Linked DNA regions of Homo sapiens: all the other regions are linked to region 1. Evidence: read pairs that join two places in POLR2A ChIA-PET (ENCODE). Cell type or tissue: GM12878. All regions are shown on one strand. Links, peaks and the distances in the headings refer to the core of each region. The heading gives the core; the rest is flanking DNA.

Region 1 (5,956 bases), core at 1,234-5,233:
AATCAATTTCTCCCCTTATTTCTAGGTTTGATACTAGGAAATACATTTCCTTAGAAATAAGTTAAAAGGTCTTTTTTTTTTTCTGCACCTCCCTTTCTTATGTGGTGAATGAAAATTTAATATCAATTCATTTGTGCTCCAGCTTGAGGTTGAACTGTCTGGATGGCAAATATTGTGGTGCTGGGGAAGCCCAGGTCAGAGGGAAGCTGGGGGAAGAGTGTGTTCACCGTGAGCTGAGGCCAAGGGGTGGCCTGTGGCCAAAACCAGGCTCTCCTGGACAACACTTTAACTTGCCCTTTGCAAAGCTTGCATGTTCAAGCTTAAGTCAAGACCCAGTGGTTCCATCTAAATGTTCCTCGACTGGAAGGTTGTGCCCAGTGCACATTTGAAAGGAGCTGAGGCTGGGTGTGGTGGCTCATGCCTATAATCTGAGCACTTTGGAAGGCTGAGGTGGGTGGATCACCTGAGGTCATAAGTTCGAGACCAGCCTGGCCAACATGGAGAAACCCCCGTCTCTACTGAAAACAGAAAAATTAGCTCAGCGTGGTGGTGCATGCCTGTAATCCCAACTACTCGGGAGGCTGGGGCATGAGAATCGCTTGAACCCGGCAGGTGGAGGTTGCAATGAGCTGAGATCTCATCACTGCACTCCAGCCTGGGTGACAGAGCAAGACTCTGCCTCAAAAAAAAAAAAAAAAAAAGAAAAGAAAAGAAAAGAAGGGAGCCAAAGGTGAGGTGCATTTTGAGTGTGTAGTATGTACAGGGTCTGCACCAACTTTCTGCCTAGACTGGCACAGGGGCTGCCTTCTGGTTGAAATGGCTGGTTACAGGATGGCAGGGACAGGGAACTTGTTTAGAAGCTGCCTTTCAAAAAAAATTAGCCAGAACTGGGTGTGGTGGCATGTGCCTGTAGTCCCAGCTACTTGCTGGGCTGGGAGGATCTCTTGAGCCTGGGAATTCAAGGCTGCAGTGAGCTATGATCATGCCACTGCACTCCCACCTAAGCGACGGAGTGAGACCCTGTCTCAAAAAAAAAAAAAAAAAAAGAAGAAAAAAGAAGCTGCATTTGCATAACAAAAGCAGTGGTTTTACTTAGATGGTGTGTTCATTTGAGGTGCCTTGGGAGGGATGAGTAGAGATTATCAGGGAGCAGGGAGCCTAAAAACCCCAAACCACCCTTGGCACCATCATGGAACGAGTCACGTACTTTGGTTTTTTTTTTCAATCATATCATACCGAAGTTTATTGATGACATCAAACAAAAATTTCTGTAACAAAAAAGGCAGGGTTGGGTGCGGTGGCTCACGCCTGTAATCCCAGCACTTTGGGAGGCCGAGGTGGACGGATCACGAGATCAGGAGTTCGAGACCAGCCTGGCCAACATGGCGAAACCCCGTCTCTACTAAAAATACAAAAATTAGCCGGGCGTGGTGGCACGTGCCTGTAATCCCAACTACTTGGGAAGCTGAGACAGGAGAATTGCTTGAACCTGGGTGGCGGAGGTTGCAGTGAGCCGAGTTCATGTCACTGCACTCCAGCCTGGGCAGCAAGAGTGAAACTCTGTCTCAAAAACAACAACAACAAAAAAAGAAAATTGTATATGATATGTATCCTATAATCTTCACTGCAAACATGCAAGACTGAGATGATTATGCCCATTTTTAGATACAGAAATCGAGGCTTTGCAGTAAGGTCACAGAGCCTCATGGTGGAGTCAGGACTTTTAATCCAGGTGTACCAGACTCTGAAGCCCACCATACTCAACCCTCCCACCTGTAAGGCAGACCTCCTTTCCTTGTCCCATGAGCCCAGGTTCGCTGTGGAACAACCAACTTTTTGGCATTAATTTCAGCACCTGGAGGGCTTTTCTTTTGGTAGTCAAACAGCCACATTTTCCAAGAAGTGGTGCATCTGTGATGACCAATGGCTCAAAGCAGCCCAGAGTGAGAGTGCTTGCGGTTCGATGTTGACAAACCCACCCAGAGTAACACACATTTATGACTTTTTCTCCAGGAGTTAGCTGTGCCAGTGGTTCATGACGGGGGCGCTCTTTTGGCCTTTGTCTGTGGTGTCGTGTACACGCTCCTACAGTCCATCATCTCTTACAAATCATGTCCCCAGTGGAACAGTCTCTCGACATGCCACATACGGATGGTCATCTCTGCCGTTTCTTGCGCAGCTGTCATCCCCAGTATCCTTTTTCACATTTGTGCCTTGTTAAAGGAATAAAACATTCAGTGACACTTGTTAAAGAAGGGTAATGAAGACTTTATAGGGACCGCTGCAATGAGTTCTGACAGCAGGGCGGAGAGATTGGGCTCAACTCTGAATACAGCATTGGCAAGTGCGAATCTATAGCCAAGGAGTAGGATGAGGTCAGTGAATGGAAAAGTACTAAAAGGAAACCTCAAGGATGAGGGGGAATTCTGGCCAAACCAACCTAACAGGATTCTTATTGAGTACTGGCCATGTGATCAGACATCACCTGGGAAGGGTGGAGGAGGAGGAGGAACCCAATCAGATATTGAGTGTGATCAGATATGAGGGTGGGGGGTCCTTGCTAAACTGACTTAGCCAGGGTTCTTTGCTAAAACTGGATCTTACAAGGAAGTGCACAGATGGACCTAGGAGAAGTTTCAGGGGCTTGACTAAAGTTCAGCCAAGCAAAGGATCTTTGTCACCGTGTCTTAGCAAAGCTTGACACTTCCCTTCCCCACAACCAAAAAAAAAAAAAAAAAAAAAGCAAAGGATAACAACCAAGTTTCCACATTTTTTCAGAAAAACAATTCGGATAAAAGTGTAGATCAAGCTGGGCGTAGTGGCTCACGCCTGTAATCCCAGCACTTTGGGAGGCTCAGGTGGGTGGATCACCTGAGGTTGAGAGTTCAAGACCAGCCTGACCAACATGGAGAAACCCTGTCTTTACTAAAAATACAAAATTAGTCAGGCATAGTGGCACATGCCTGTAATCCCAGCTACTTGGGAGGCTGAGGCAGGAGAATCGCTTGAACCCGGGAGATGGAGGTTGCAGTGAGCCGAGATCACACCATTGCACTCCAGCCTGGGCAACAAGAGTGAAACTCCGTCTCAAAAAAAAAAGTGTAGATCATTAAGAAAATGTCTCAACATTGTCTAATTAGATCAAAAGTCTCTTTGCGGGGAAGAATGGTATGAAAGAAGGGTGGAAAATGTAGGAACACTTTAGTCTCTGTTTACTTTCCTTCTCACAGGGCCAGTTTCATGAGCCATATGAAAATATTTATTTTTCTTTGTAGTGCTTGGCTAAAGACACCAAATATTGATATTGTACTCAAAGTAATAGCCCCACGAAGTCCCTCAAGGCTAAACTCTCCCCCTCCCTGCACGTCGTAGGTGGCAAGACAGTTTGATTTACTCATTCATGTGAAGAAATTTCTAAAAAGCTCTAGATCACTTATTACTGAGTAAATTAAAATATGTTTAGCCTTTTCTTTTTATAGTCACTGATTTCATTTTCAAAATGAAATCCATTTTATTTTCTAACTCAGCAATCTGAAAGGAAATGAAAATATAAATTTAGCGTGCTTGTAGATTCTGATTTAGAGGAAACGAAAGCTTTTTCTTTCCCTTTTTCTTTTCTTTAATGAAGTATTTAACAAAGAAAAAAAGCCGTGGTCTTAAAGAGTTGCAGAGTTCCCCATCTTTCAAAATACCATCTGTAGTCATATCAGAGAAAGCTTCAGGGTCATTAAACATTGATGACTAATGTCAGATTGTAGGAAAATCGGAACTATGTTATCGGCGGCAATTTTGTTAGTCTGGGTTGAGTTACGGTATAAAGTGGGCAAGATGGAGTGAAAACACATCACTTGCTTCTAAATATTAAGCTTTGTGTTTCTTTTCTAAAATAGAAACTACAAAATGTGAAGTCTAAGTATGATTTTGGGTTTTCTTCCATCTTGGGGAAGGACATTTTTAATTACAAAATTTCCAGGCACAGAGTAGCCAAATCCTAGTACCGAGAAATTTACCAACAAAATATATACCCTTGTTCCTAAGATAGTTGCTTCTCAAATCCCTTGTCTTACTTATAGGTTAAAGGAACACTTTCTCTTTGAATATATCTCCTTCAACATTTTATCTTGTGTTAGTTGTAAAATTCATAATAGTGGTTGTAGTGTTACAAGCAAAGTTTCTTGATGCAGGAAACCTTCCCTTGCTTCCAACTTCGGAAACAGATCCCTAGATATCAAAGTCAGAGAGTTTTCACAAAATAAGCATTTCAGGCCTCAGAGTTTCACTTACTAATAATTCTCATTTCTAGAAAGTTTTTTTTTTTTTTTTGAGACAGAGTCTCACTCTGTCACCCAGGCTGGAGTGCAATGGTGCGATCTCCGCTCACTGCAACCTCCGCCTCCCGGGTTCAAGCAATTCTCCTGCCTCAGCCTCCCTAGTAGCTGGTATTACAGGTGCCCACCACCACGCCCGGCTACTTTTCATATTTTTAGTAGAGACGGGGGTTTCACCATGTTGGCCAGGCTGGTGTCAAACTCCTGAACTCAGGTGATCCACCCGCCTCAGCCTCCCAAAGTGCTGGGATTACAGGTGTGAGCCACTGTGCCTGGCCTCTAGGAAGTTCTTATTATAAGTCATGCCAACAGGAAGCAGCCCCATACAGAAAGGGGTTATAACCCTATGTCAGATTAACTTGAATGAATTCATCCACACGAAAAGATCTTCTGTCTTAAACATTAGTGTGGTATTTATATTTCCTTACAAAGAATTGACAGCATCTTTAAATAGGCTAGGTGCGGTGACTCACACCTGTAATCCCAGCACGTTGGGAGGCCGAGGCAGGTGGATCACTTGAGGTCAGGAGTTCGGGACCAACCTGGCCAACATGGTGAAATCTCATCTCTACTAAAGTTACAAAAATTAGCCAAGCGTGGTGGCGTATGCCTTTAGTCCCAGCTACTTGGGAGGCTGAAGGAGGAGAATCGCTTGAACCAGGAGTGGGAGGTTACAGTGAGCCAAGATTGTGCCACTGCACTCCAGCCCAGATGACAGAGTGAGACTCCGTCTCAAAAAAAAGAGTTGAAAGCATCTTTAAAATGCCCTGGTTTCTTCTTACTGCAGTATTTCTGTATAATAGCCTCATTTGACTACCGAAGAAACCGAGGCACCTAGTGAGGCAGACGTTAGAATCCTGCTTCTAAACCTTTCCTGATGAATTATCTGTCTTGCACCGGGCTTCTAAAGCTTCTGAAAGCCTTCGCAGAACTCACCAACAGCATAAAGTCCAGGTTCCTCTGCATCAGACCCATGATCTGAGACCTCCTAGTTCTTCATCCTTGTTTTTAGGGCTTCTCCCTCAGGCTTGGTTGTTTGTTGTCCTCTGTTTTTAACTGATCTCTACTTGGCTGGATTATCCTCCTCCACTTTGTCTTGCTAGAGCTGTTGGTTCAACATGGTACCCACATGTGGCTTTTGCATACTTGAAATGTGGCTAGTCCAGATTGAGATGTGTCCTAAATGTAAAACATATACCTGATTTCAAGGATTTGATAAGAAACAGAAGTAAAATATCTCAATAATTTTTTATATTATTACACATTGAAATGATATCATCAGCAATATTATTTGATATATTGAGTTAAATAAGATGTATGTTGTTTATCAATACATAAGATATGTTTTGCATATTATGTATATCTTATATTGACAATATTTTTATGTGTTGGGTTAGATAAGATATATTATTAAAATTAAGTTAGGGGTCAGGCACGCCTGTAATCCCAGCATTTTGGGAGGCCGAGGTGGGCAGATCATTTGAGGTCAGGAGTTCGAGACCAGCCTGGCTAACGTGGTGAAACCCCATCTCTACTAAAAATAGAAAAACTAGCCAGGTGTGGTGGTGGGCACCTGTAATCCCAGCTGCTGAGGAGGCTGAGGCAGGAGAATCGCTTGAACCCAGGAG
Region 2 (5,956 bases), core at 1,278-5,277, 510 kb before region 1:
TTCATTTTTTAAAAATGGATTATTTAATGCATCCTCTGAATTTGATCAGTTAGCCAATATATGATCTTATTAACTTCAGTGAATAAGATGTATTGAATTCTTAATTAAGTACTATACATTGTTCCTCCTATCAGGGTAAACTCAAAGAACTTACATTTTAGAGGGAGAGATACATAAGTAAACAAATATATTTTTTTTTAATTTTTATTTTTTGAGACAGAGTCTCACTCTTGTCACCCAGGCTGTAGTGCAGGGGCACGATCTCGGCTCACTGCAACCTCTGCCTCCTGGGTTCAAGTGACTCTCCTGCCTTAGCCTCCCAAGTAGCTGGGACTACAGGCACACACCACCATGCCCGGTTAATTTTCTTGTATTTTCAGTAGAGATGAGGTTTCACCATGTTGGACAGGCTGGTCTCAAACTCCTGATGATCTCTGGTGACCTGCCCGCCTCGGCCTCCCAAAGTGCTGGGATTACAGGCGTGAGCCACCACGCCCAGCCAACAAATACATTTAAAAATAATGTAAAAAAACAGTAAGTGGGGTGCAATGGCTCACACCTGTAATCCCAACACTAGGAGGCCGAGGCAGGAGGATCACTTGAGGACAGGAGTTTGGGACCAGCCTGGGCACCATAGGTAGACCCCGTCTCTACAAAAAAAAAGAAAAAAAAAAGAAAAAGAAAAAGAAAAAAAAGAAACAATATCGGTATAAAGAATAAAGAAGGGTAAAGGATTAGAGAATAAATAAGACTTCTTTCTGGGGAAGAGATGTGGGAAGAAACACGTCAGGAAGGCAGCCATGCAAAGATGCTGGAGAATAGTATTCCAAGCAGACGGATCAGCAAGTGCAAAAGGCCCTGAGCCAGGTGTGCAAGCTCGTGTCCAAAGAACAGAAAGAAGGTCAAAAGCACTGTAAACACTGGGAAGGATAAAAAACGATAAACGTGAGGCCAGCATTGTGCCAGTAACCCAGAAATACATATTTCTCTGAACTTGAATCCTTCTAAAACAGCTAAAAATAAAAAGACATATTTTAAAAGTCACATCAAAGAAGTGACTTAGAATAGATGCTTTTGTTTAAGTGAGCTCTTCTGAACCTCCTGGAAAATCAAGCAATCTGGCTTGAAGAGGAAGTTACGAGGTTAATTTTTGTTGTTGTTTTGTCTCCAACCCTCCTCAACTGTATTTTTGGAATAGAAAATCATTTCCATAAAAGAAAATAATTTTAAAAGGATGGAGGGAACAACCCCTGCATTCTTTTTAATTATTCTTCAATGTAATAATATGTAAATGACTGCCCCACATTTTAAAGTGGTTACGTTTTCTTACCTCCAACATGGCAACTAACTCTGATTTGGAAATGCCAATTCGGTCTCGGTCACAACTGTCTACTACATAAATGACTGCATCTGTGTTTGAATAGTAACATCTCCAGTATGGCCTAGAGAAAATTTAAAAGGGGAGAACATATTGTTATTGTTTTAAGGAAGAAACTGACATATCAATTGCCAATTCTGTCCCACACATGTTAGAATCAATGCCTTAATGATTCACTGTTTCTGGTGGATATATGTACCATATCCCTCAGATGTGATGGAGTCAAAAGAATGTTGATAAACATTGGCTGGGCACGGTGGCTCACATCTGTAATCCCAGCATTTTAGGAGGCTGAGGAGGGCAGATCAACTGAGGTCGGGAGTTCGAGACCAGCCTGACCAACATGGAGAAACCCCATCTCTACTAAAAATACAAAATTAGCTGGACATGGTGGCAGGTGCCTGTAATCCCAGCTACTCGGGAGGCTGAGGCAGGAAAATCACTTCAACCAGGAAGGCAGAGGTTCCAGTGAGCTGAGATGGTGCCATTGCACTCCAGCCTGGGCAACAAGAGTGAAACTCTGTCTCAAAAAAAAAAAAAAAAAAAAAAAAAAGAATGTTGATAAACATTGACTCACAGGACCAGGGAGTTTCCAAATGAATTCATTCAGACTTCAGGCTGACAAAATTTATTTATAATCTATGAAATCACTAAATATACTGATAGAAAAGTTGTACACAGACCTGATCATTACATCTTCTTAAACAAATCTTTAACTAGGCACCCCTTAAGAGGAATAAACTTTTTAAACGTGATTTTATTTAACAGTCATGAAATTAATCACTGACATCAAGCAGTAGAAATGGCTAAAATTATAAATAAACTCAAAAGTGATTCAATGGAGTCTCTCTGAGCCTACTCTGGCTTGGGAGGCTGCACAATTTAAAAAAAAAGAAACGTGATTCAAGAAATGAGTTAAAAGAAGTCAGAATGTTTGGAGAATGCATTACTAATCTTTTAAGATGGTACTATCGTGACCAACTACTGACGGTCATCAAACATTCACTGTTGCCATGTCAAGCCCAAAATGCTAAGCAGAAGACCTGAACTTCAGAAGGCATTTATTTTTTATTTATTCATTTATTTTTTTTGAGACAGAGTCTTGCTCTGTAGCCCAGGCTGGAGTGCAGTTGCGCGATCTCAGCTCACTGCAACCTCCAGCTCCCAAGTCCTGGTACAAGCAATTCTCCTGCCTCAGCCTCCCAGGTAGCTGGAATTATAGGCACGCACCACCATGCCCAGCTAATTTTTGTATTTTTAGTAGAGACGAGGTTTCACCATGTTGGTCAGGCTGGTCTCCAACTCCTGACCTGATGATCCGCCCACCTCGGCCTCCCAAAGTGCTGGGATTACAGGCGTGAGCTACCATGCCCGGCCAATGGCATTTATTTTTATATTAGCCCTAAATGGTATGCCTGCAAGGTACTTTAATGAATTCCAAAACAATGTGTTTCAGAGAGGAGAGACTGACAAGAACTAAATGGAGGGTCCTTTCTAATTGAGAATAGCTGAAGTAATAAGGTCTTGAGATTTTCGTGAAAAGATTTTCATTAAACAGGTATCTGGAAAACTGGGCTTCCTTAAGTTTTAACTCAATGGATGCTCTAAGGAAATAGTTCCCAATTTTACCTCATTTTAAACTAGGTGGCTCCATTTAAATTACAATAGAACACATATTCGGGTTTACTGATTTTAACCCTTAAAAGAATCAATAAATGTCAAATACTACCAAATAACCTGGTCTTTGTACCATACCTGATACTTGTCTGTCCTCCTAAATCCCAGACTTGGAATTTAAGGTTTTTGTACGTCACCGTCTCTACATTAAATCCAATGGCTGGAAGAGAAATCAAATCAGTGGTATGTGTAGACTAATACATTCCACCTTCAAAATATCCTATCTAATTGAGTTACAGCAATTAATGGTAACTGTTATTAGAGTTTAAAATATATATATATATAATTTGTCTTAGGATTCGAGTTAAAAAGAAATGGTAATTGTTGAATCACATTATTGGTTGAGATTTTATACCATTTAAGACGAAATAGTATGCTCTGCTCCCCCACACATGTGCAGGTGTGTGCACAAAACATCAATTAGCAAGATCAATACCATCTTCAGGATATTTTTTAAAAGCCAGCAGTTCTGCAAATAAAGTATATAATTTTAGCTCAAATAAATTAAAAAAAGAATTTAAAAAAGAAATAAAAAGGAAAACATAATTTTTAGCTCAATGGAAATCCTATTATATTAAACTCCCCTCATAATAGAGTAGTTAAAAGTGTTCGAAAGCTGTATTTAGAAAGTACAGTTGTGGATGTACTATAAAAAGCAGAATTTTGGCTGGCAGCAAATAAACAGACCAAAAGAAAAAAAGCTAAACTTCAGTTCTAAACTACAGCATGGACACAGCCATGGCTGCAGCTTTCAATCTCACAGCCCATCTGCAGACATCCTCCAGAACTCACTTGTAATAAGGTCATGGCTGGGTGGTCAAAGGGCAGGTGTCCCATCCCTTTTCTCTGCCATCCTTCTTAGGTGAAAAATAGGTAAAAAATAACTTCCATGGCTGGGTGCGGTGGCTCACACCTGTAATCCCAGCACTTTGGGAGGCCAAGGCGGGTGGATCACCTGAGGTCAGGAGTTCGAGACCAGCCTAGCCAACACTGTGAAACCCCATCTCTTCTAAAAATACAAAAATTAGCCGGGTGTGGTGGCACATGCCTGTAATCCCAGCCACTCTGGAGGCTGATGCATGAGAATCGCTTGAACCTGGGAGGCACAGGTTGCAGTGAGCCGAGATCTTGCCACTGCACTTCAGCCTGGGCAATAGAGTGAGACTCTGTCTCAAAAAAATAAATAAATAAAAAATAACTTCCAGGTATAACTGGACAATTAGCTTTTGTTTTATATTTAAGTCTGCAGTGGTAAGTGATACCTTTGAGTATTTGGCAAGTATGTCTATTACAATTAAAAAATAACAATACTATGACAAATTTGAGCAAAAAACTAAAATGCAAGTTCATGATGTCTCCCTTAGAATTAGGTAGGAGTGTAATCACAATGTTCACCAACAGTAAAAAACATCGTTTATATGTGCAAGACAAGAGAATGGTGTAGACTGGGTGCAGTGGCTCATGCCTGTAATCCCAACACTTTGGGAGGCTGAGGTGGGAAGATCGCTTGAGCCCAGGAGGTAGAGGTAGAGGTAGACGCTGCAGTGAGCTATGAATGTGCCACTGCACTCCAGCCTGGGCAAAAAAGCAAGACACTGTCTCAACAAAGAGTGTGGTGTAAAGCAGCACTCACTGAAACTCCAAACTATCCACTGTGCTGCTCTGTGCACTGCAGGAGATGCCCAGACAGAGATGGGTGATTTTGAGAAGCAAAAACTAAGGGCACTAAAATTTACTGAAGGTAGCAAAAAGGAATAACAGACATTACAGGGTTCAAAACGCTCTTCTTTCTTAGAGGCTAGCCTCTTTCGTTTTAGTCCATAAATTTAAACAGTAACAATATAGAAATACCCTGAGTGACAGACTAACATTAGAGGCATAATTTAAAAAATCTTGAGCAAACTGTATGAACTCTTTAATTTAAATGTACTACTCTTCTCTAAGTAAATTCAAGGCAACAAATGAAAAAAGTATAAATAACAACAGTATTCTCATATAGTCAGTAAGACTGTTGGAGAATATTTTTGTAAGACAGTAATAATTGATTAAAATTGAGGTATTTCTTCTCTTAATAAATATATACATATACACATATATATTTTGAGACCTAGTTTTGCTCTTGTTGCCCAGGCTGGAGTGCAATGGTGCAATCTTGGCCTGCCACAACCTCTGCCTCCCAGGTTCAAGCGATTCTCCTGCCTCAGCCTTCCGAGTAGTTGGGATTACAGGCATGCACCACCACGCCTGGCTAATTTTGTATTTTTAGTAGAGATGGGGTTTCTCCATGTTGGTTGGGCTGGTCTCCAACTCCCGACCTCAGGTGATCCACCCGCCTTGGCCTCCCAAAGTGCTGCCATTACAGGCGTGAGCTCCTGTGCCCGGCCTTCTCTTGATATTTTTAAGGTACCAAATTACTTCAACACTCAGTCTCTGCAACTCAGATCTTTAAAAGTAATCAATATAATTACCTAAGATAAACTAATCTTAATTAAAATAGTAACAAATACAGGAAAAAAAGGCACTTCACATGTAACATCACTTAACATTTATATAATTCTTTACACAGATTTAAAAGGTACTTTTACCTACTTTGTTTATTTCCCCCTGAAAACCAGTGGGTATTTGTTATCTTATGTATTTTATTAGTAAAGATACTGGCTCTCAGTAAGATTTAGTAACTTAAACCTATAAACAGCCCAACCCGGCCGTAAACCAGAACAAGGGTCCTTAAATTACACTAAGCTGCCTCTTAGTTGATGGAAAAAGTGTTATCAATGTTATGTTCATACTAGCAGTTTACAAACTTTATCAAATACTTTATTATATGAATTAATTTATTCAGAAATAGGCCTGGCATAGTGGCTCATGCCTGTAATCCCAGCACTTTGGGAGGCCAAGGCA
Region 3 (5,956 bases), core at 1,278-5,277, 200 kb after region 1:
AAAAACAAAGTTTATTTTCAATTCTTTGGTAGAAAGAGTATCATACACAAATCTAAATTTATTCTTTAGTTTGAGTACAGTGAGCCATTTTTTCTCAACTAAAGGCTCTTAATCCACAGACCCTGATGTGTTGGTAGACCTTTGCTACTACACCCCTTTCCAGTAATTTGTCAAGAGTTGTTAGAGAAAACAGATCAAAGCCACCAGGGAATGATTCTTTGTCCAAGGTCTTCTCAGAGGCAAAATTAAAGTTGTAGTGGAATAAAGCATGTCTTCTTTCAAGAAATGTCTGTCTACTCAGGTTCTTTGCCCATTTTAAAATATAACTGTTTTCTTGTGATTGAGTAATTTGAGTTCCCTACATATTGTTGATATTAGCCCCTTATCAAGATGTATGATTTGCAAATATTTTCTCACAATCTGTAGGTTGCATCTTCACTCTGTTGTTTCCTTTGCTGTGCAGCTCTTTAGTTTAATACAATTCCACTTGTCTAGTTTTGCTTTTGTTTCCTGTGCTTTTAGGGTCAGATCCAAAAAATTCACTGTTGTGGAGATTAATGTTGTGAAGCTTTTTCTGTTTTCTTCTAGCCATTTTACAGTTTAAGGTCTTAAGTTTAAGTCTTTAATCCAATTTCAGTTGATTCTGCATATGGAGTGAAATAACGGTTCAATTTCATTCTTCTGTGTGTAAATACAGTTTTGCAACATCATTCATTGAAGACACTGTCCTTTCTTCATTTTATGTTCTTGGCACCTTTGTAAATAATCGATTGACCATAAATGCATGAATTTATTTCTGGGCTCTCTATCTTATTCTATTGGTCAAGGTATCTCTTTTTATGTTAGTACCATGCTGTCTTGAATACCATAGCTTTTATTTTGAAATCAGGTAGTGTGATGCCTCCGGGTTTGTTCTTTTTTTTGCTCAAAATTGCTTTGGCTATCTGGGGTGTTTTATAATTTCATATAAATTTTTTAATTGATTTTTCTATTTCTGTGAAGAATGACATTGGAGTTTTGATAGATAGGCATTGCATTGAATCTGTGGATTGCTTTGAGGAGTAAGAACATTTTAACAATATTAATTCATCCAATCCATGAACACAGGATATCTTTCCAATTATTTGTGCCAAGTTCAATGTCTTTCATCAATGTTTTATCGTTTCTGTGTACAGATCTTTTACCAACTCAGTTAAATTTATTCCCAAGATATTTTGATGCTTTTGTAAATCATATTACCTTAATTTCTTTTTCAGATAGTTCATTGTTAGTATATTAGAAAGGTTACTGATTTTTGAATGTTGATTTGTATCATGCAACCTTACTGAATTCACTAATCAGTTCTAACAGTTTTTTGGTGGAGTCTTTAGCTTTTCTATATATAAGATCATGTATCAGGAAACAGACAATTTAACTTCTTCCTTTCCTATTTGGATGCGTTTTAATTCTTTTTCATATCTAATTGCTCTGGCTAGGACTTCAAGTACTATGTTGACAAAATACTAGCAAACTGTATTCAAGAGTACATTAAAAAGATCATTCACCATGATCAAGTGGGACTTATCTCTGGGATGCAACAATGTTCAACATATGCAAATAAATATATGTGGTTCACTTTATTAACAGAATGAAAGACAAAAACCACATCATCTCAAAAGATGCAGAAAAAGAATGTGACTAAATACAACATTTCTTGATAAAAACTCAACAAATTAGGTATAGACAAAATGTTCCGCATCACAATATAGGCCATCTATGACGAGCCCACAGGTAACATCATTCTTAATGGTGAGAAGATGGTGGTCTCTCTTTTAAGATTAGGAACAAGACAAGGATGCCCATTTTTGCCACTTATATTCAAAATAATACTGCAAGTTAGGTAATTCTATTTTTAATTTTCTGAGGAACCTTTGGAATGTTTTTCATAGCAGCTGCACCATTGCTACATACTGACCAACAGTATAGAAAAGTTTCAATTTCTCCACATCCCGGGTCAACATTTGTTATTTTCTGCTTTTCTAGTAGTGGCAATCCTAACATGTGAGGTAACCTCTCATGTGGTTTTGATTTGTATTTCTTTAATGATTAGGGATGTTGAACATCTTTTTATATGCCTGTTGGCCATTCATATACCTTCTTTGGAGAAATGTTCATTTAAGTCTTTTTGAATCATTTTTAAATTGGATCATTTATTTTGTTGTGGTTGAGTTGTAGAAGTTTTTTGTATACATTCTGGATATTTATCCCTTGTTAGGTATATGGGTTGCAAATATTTTCCCCCATTCTATGGGTTGCCTTTTGACTCTGTTGACTTCCCTTGCCATGTACTAGTTTTAAAGTTTGATTTAGTCTCATTTGTCTATTTTTTGCTTTTGTTGCCTGTGCTTTTGTTATCAAAACTAAGAAAAAACTGCCAAATCTGGTGTCATAAAGCTTCTCTCAGATATTTTCTTTTAGGAGTTTTATAGTTTCAGGTCTTATGTTTAGGTCCCATTTTGAGCTCATTTGTGTAAAGTCCAATTTTATCATTCTGCATGATACTCAGTTTATTCAACACCATTTGTTGAACAGACTATCCTTTTCCCCATTGTGTAGCCTTGGAACCTTTGTCAAAGATCATTTGATGGCTATGTGAAGGTATTTTTCCTAAGTTTTCCACTCTGTTCCATTGGTCTACATATTTATCTTTATGCCAGTACCATACTGTTTTGATTACTGTATAGCATTGCGATACGATTTGAAATAAAGAAGTGTGAGAACTTCAGCTTTCTCAAGATTGTTTTGGTCATTTGGGGTCCTTTGAGGTTCCATCTGAATTTTAGGATGGCTTTTCTGTTTCTGTAAAAAGTGCCACAGAGATTGATAAAGACGTCATTGAATTTGTAGAGCTTTGGGTAGCACAGACACTTTAACACTATGAAATCTTTCAATCCATGAACACAGGCTGTCTTTCTATTTATTTGTGTCTTTAATTTCTTTCTGCAATGTTTTGTAGCTTTTAGTCTTTGGCTTCGTTGGTTGTCTAGTGAGGGTTTATATGAAAGGGGATACTGTGCACTACATTAGCATTTATTTTGCACCTCTATATATTTATACATTGCACAAGAATGCCATGGCCGGGTGCAATGGCTCATGCCTGTAATTCCAGCACTTTGGGAGGCCAAAATGGGCAGACTACTTGAGCCCAGGCGTTCCAGACCAGCCTGGGTAACATGGCAAAACCCCATCTCTACAAAAAAAAAAATACAAAAATTAGCCGGGTGCAGTGGCGTGTGCCTGTAGTCCCAGCCACTTGGGAGACTGAGGTAGGAAAATCTCTTGAGCCCGGGAGGCGGAGGTTGTAGTGAGCTGATATCATGCCATTGCACTCCAGTCTGGGTGACAGGAGCGAAACCCTGTCTCAACAACAACAAGAATTCCGTGTCATCTTTAGCAGGTTGAAAAGTGCCCTCACGCCAGGCACAGTGGCTCCCGCCTGTAATCCTAGCACTTCCGGTGGCCAAGGTGGGTGGATCACTTGAGGTCAGTTTGAGACCAGCCTGGTCAACACGGCGAAATCCCATCTCTACTAAAAACACAAAAATTAGCTGGGCATGGTGATGTGCACCTATAATCCCAGCTACTCGGGAGGCTGAGGCAGGGAGAATCACTTGAACCTGGGAGGTGGAGGTTGCAGTGAGCCGAGATCACGCCAATGCACTCCAGCCTGGGTGACAGAGCGGGACTCCCTCTCAAAAAAAAAAAAAAAAAAAAGTGTCCTCAAAAAGATAAGTCTATGTGTTAACCCCTGGTAACTACGAGTGCTGCCTTATTTGAAAATAGGGTTTTGCAAACATGATTAAATTAAAGGATACTAAGATGATCATCCTGGATCTAGGGTGGGCCCAAAATTTAACAATGAATGAACACAAAAAAGGATAAACACAGAGGAGATATGAAGGGTAAGAGATTGAAGTGATGCATCAACAAGGCAAAGAAAGTCAAGGACTCCTGGCTACCATCAGAATCTAGAAAACAGGCATGGAATGGATTCTCCCTCAGAGCCTAATAAACCAACCCCACTGATAACTTGATTTTGAATATGTGCCTCCAAAACTGTGATAATAAATTTCTGTTGTTGTTTTAAGTCATCATGTTTGTGGTGGTTTGTTATGGCAACAGTGGGAAATAAAGACGCCATCATAAATAGTATACAAATATATGACTGTTTCATTAAATTGCTTAACAGATGTTGAGTATCAAGTTATCCCCTAAAAATGTGCCATATTTTAACAACATTTTCATTTGATTAACCAAGTCAGCCTAGTGGTGCCTTTATTACTTCTTAGCTATGCAACTTGAAGATGACATTTAAAAACTCAGGGCTCAGTTTCCTCCTCAATAAAGTAAAGGAGACTAGATTAGTTTACTTCTAATGCCCTTTGTATTAATAAATGAAAGCACTCTATCAATCTCATTTTAAAATGCAAATGTACACTCTTATCATTACTTTCATTTAACCTAACAAATACCTATATTTAATTAACAATGAATTATAAAAATAGGTGCTTTGATTTGGGACATTACAGGTCTGGCAAAAAGCAAAAAAAACCAAGGAAAGCCAAAACCCAACCAGGTCCGCTTTGTGGTCCTGATGGTGAAACTGGCCCAACTTCCCCACAGAACTAATGTTCATGGTTTGGAGATAATTACAGAGATTGACTCTCCTGATCTTAAAGCCTGAAAACTTGTATTTGTCTCCTCTGAGTTCCTTTCTCAGGAAACCGACCTTCAGGCCTCCCAGATAGCATAAAGGAACTAAAACTTACCAGATCATTGCATCTGCACAATGAGGCACCAGACCCCTCGTTTGTCATGACTGGTTCCTTACACCCCACAATTCCTGTCTTTCCACATGTAGTTGCATTTCTTCCCTGCTATATAAACCCCTAATTTTAGTGGGTTAGTGAGATGGATTTGAGACTTATCTCCTGTCTCCTCAGCTGCAGCACCTGAATAAAGCCTTCTTCCCTTGCAATACTTGTTGTCTTAGTCACTGGCTTTCTGTGTGGTATGCAACAGGGCCTAGACCAACCCCTTGTATTTCGGTAACAATGGCAACACGTTAAGAAAAAAAATAATCCCCTCCTATGCTGCATTTGGCACACACATGGTATGATAGGTTGCTAATGCCCAAGTTTTGATATCAGAACTTTGCCCAATTTAGTTCAACATCCCCTGTCTAGGCTAGTCAGCTTCCCTTTGGTTGTCCTGTCAGTCTATCTCCCCAACCATTCTTCACACTTCTTTCACAAGTGGACAAGACAAGGAAAAAAAAGGGGAAAAGGAGGCGAAAGAAAAGGCCTAAGAAACACTGAAGAAATACGTGTCGGCTGTTGGGGGAAAATGTTTCAAGTATGTTAAGGGTGGTCCAAGTGTGCACATGGACATTATGATATATACACACAGTAATGCTCAAACAGTACATTCATAACCCCAAACTGCAAATATAGTATTAATAGAATGCATAAACTGTAACAGACTCACAATGAAATACTACATAGTAATAAATAACTAGATCTACAAGTAGAAACTTGGATGAATCTCATATATATAATGTGAAGTGAACAAAGCAGGACAAAAAAATACATATAGTATTATTATATTCATAAGAAAGTTCATAAGCAGGCAAAATTAAGCTATATTGCTTAAGGATGCATCAGTAACTGATAAAACTATAAAAAAAAGCAAGGAGATGATTATCCTAATAAACATGAAACTGATAGCCTTTAAGGGGAAGGAAGAAGGCTGATTGGAGAGGGGCACACTGGCAGCCTCAAGTGTTAGTAATGTCCTATCTCTTGACCTCTGTGATTTCATGAATGTTTACTTTATAATAAACATGTTAAAATGCACATATATACTCTGTGATGGTTAATATTAAGTGTCAACTTGCTTGGATTGAAGGATACAAAGT

The links. Peaks named below come from ENCODE experiments on the same cell type or tissue, not always from the same donor. Only the 100,000 strongest peaks of a DNase experiment are listed, where the experiment ranks them.
Region 2: POLR2A ChIA-PET joins it to region 1 with 11 read pairs; 2 of 35 experiments call an interaction of 5 or more read pairs at or near these places.
Region 3: POLR2A ChIA-PET joins it to region 1 with 7 read pairs; 5 of 35 experiments call an interaction of 5 or more read pairs at or near these places.

The regions. Positions count from the first base shown.
Region 1 is chr12:101,906,173-101,912,128 of GRCh38, forward strand. It overlaps DRAM1 (DNA damage regulated autophagy modulator 1), which reads left to right. Exons shown (of 7, transcript NM_018370.3): 4 at 2,014-2,191. Among named protein-coding and RNA genes, the nearest start is that of DRAM1, 32 kb to the left of the region's middle. In GM12878, for the core only: no CTCF peak of the experiment used is centred there; no DNase peak of the experiment used is centred there; H3K4me3 peaks cover 1,595 bases; H3K27ac peaks cover 2,577 bases.
Region 2 is chr12:101,399,732-101,405,687 of GRCh38, forward strand. It overlaps ARL1 (ARF like GTPase 1), which reads right to left. Exons shown (of 6, transcript NM_001177.6): 3 at 3,134-3,215; 4 at 1,331-1,442. Among named protein-coding and RNA genes, the nearest start is that of ARL1, 5.1 kb to the right of the region's middle. In GM12878, for the core only: no CTCF peak of the experiment used is centred there; no DNase peak of the experiment used is centred there.
Region 3 is chr12:102,102,129-102,108,084 of GRCh38, forward strand. The region is part of intron 3 of NUP37 (nucleoporin 37); the gene reads right to left. Among named protein-coding and RNA genes, the nearest start is that of NUP37, 15 kb to the right of the region's middle. In GM12878, for the core only: no CTCF peak of the experiment used is centred there; no DNase peak of the experiment used is centred there.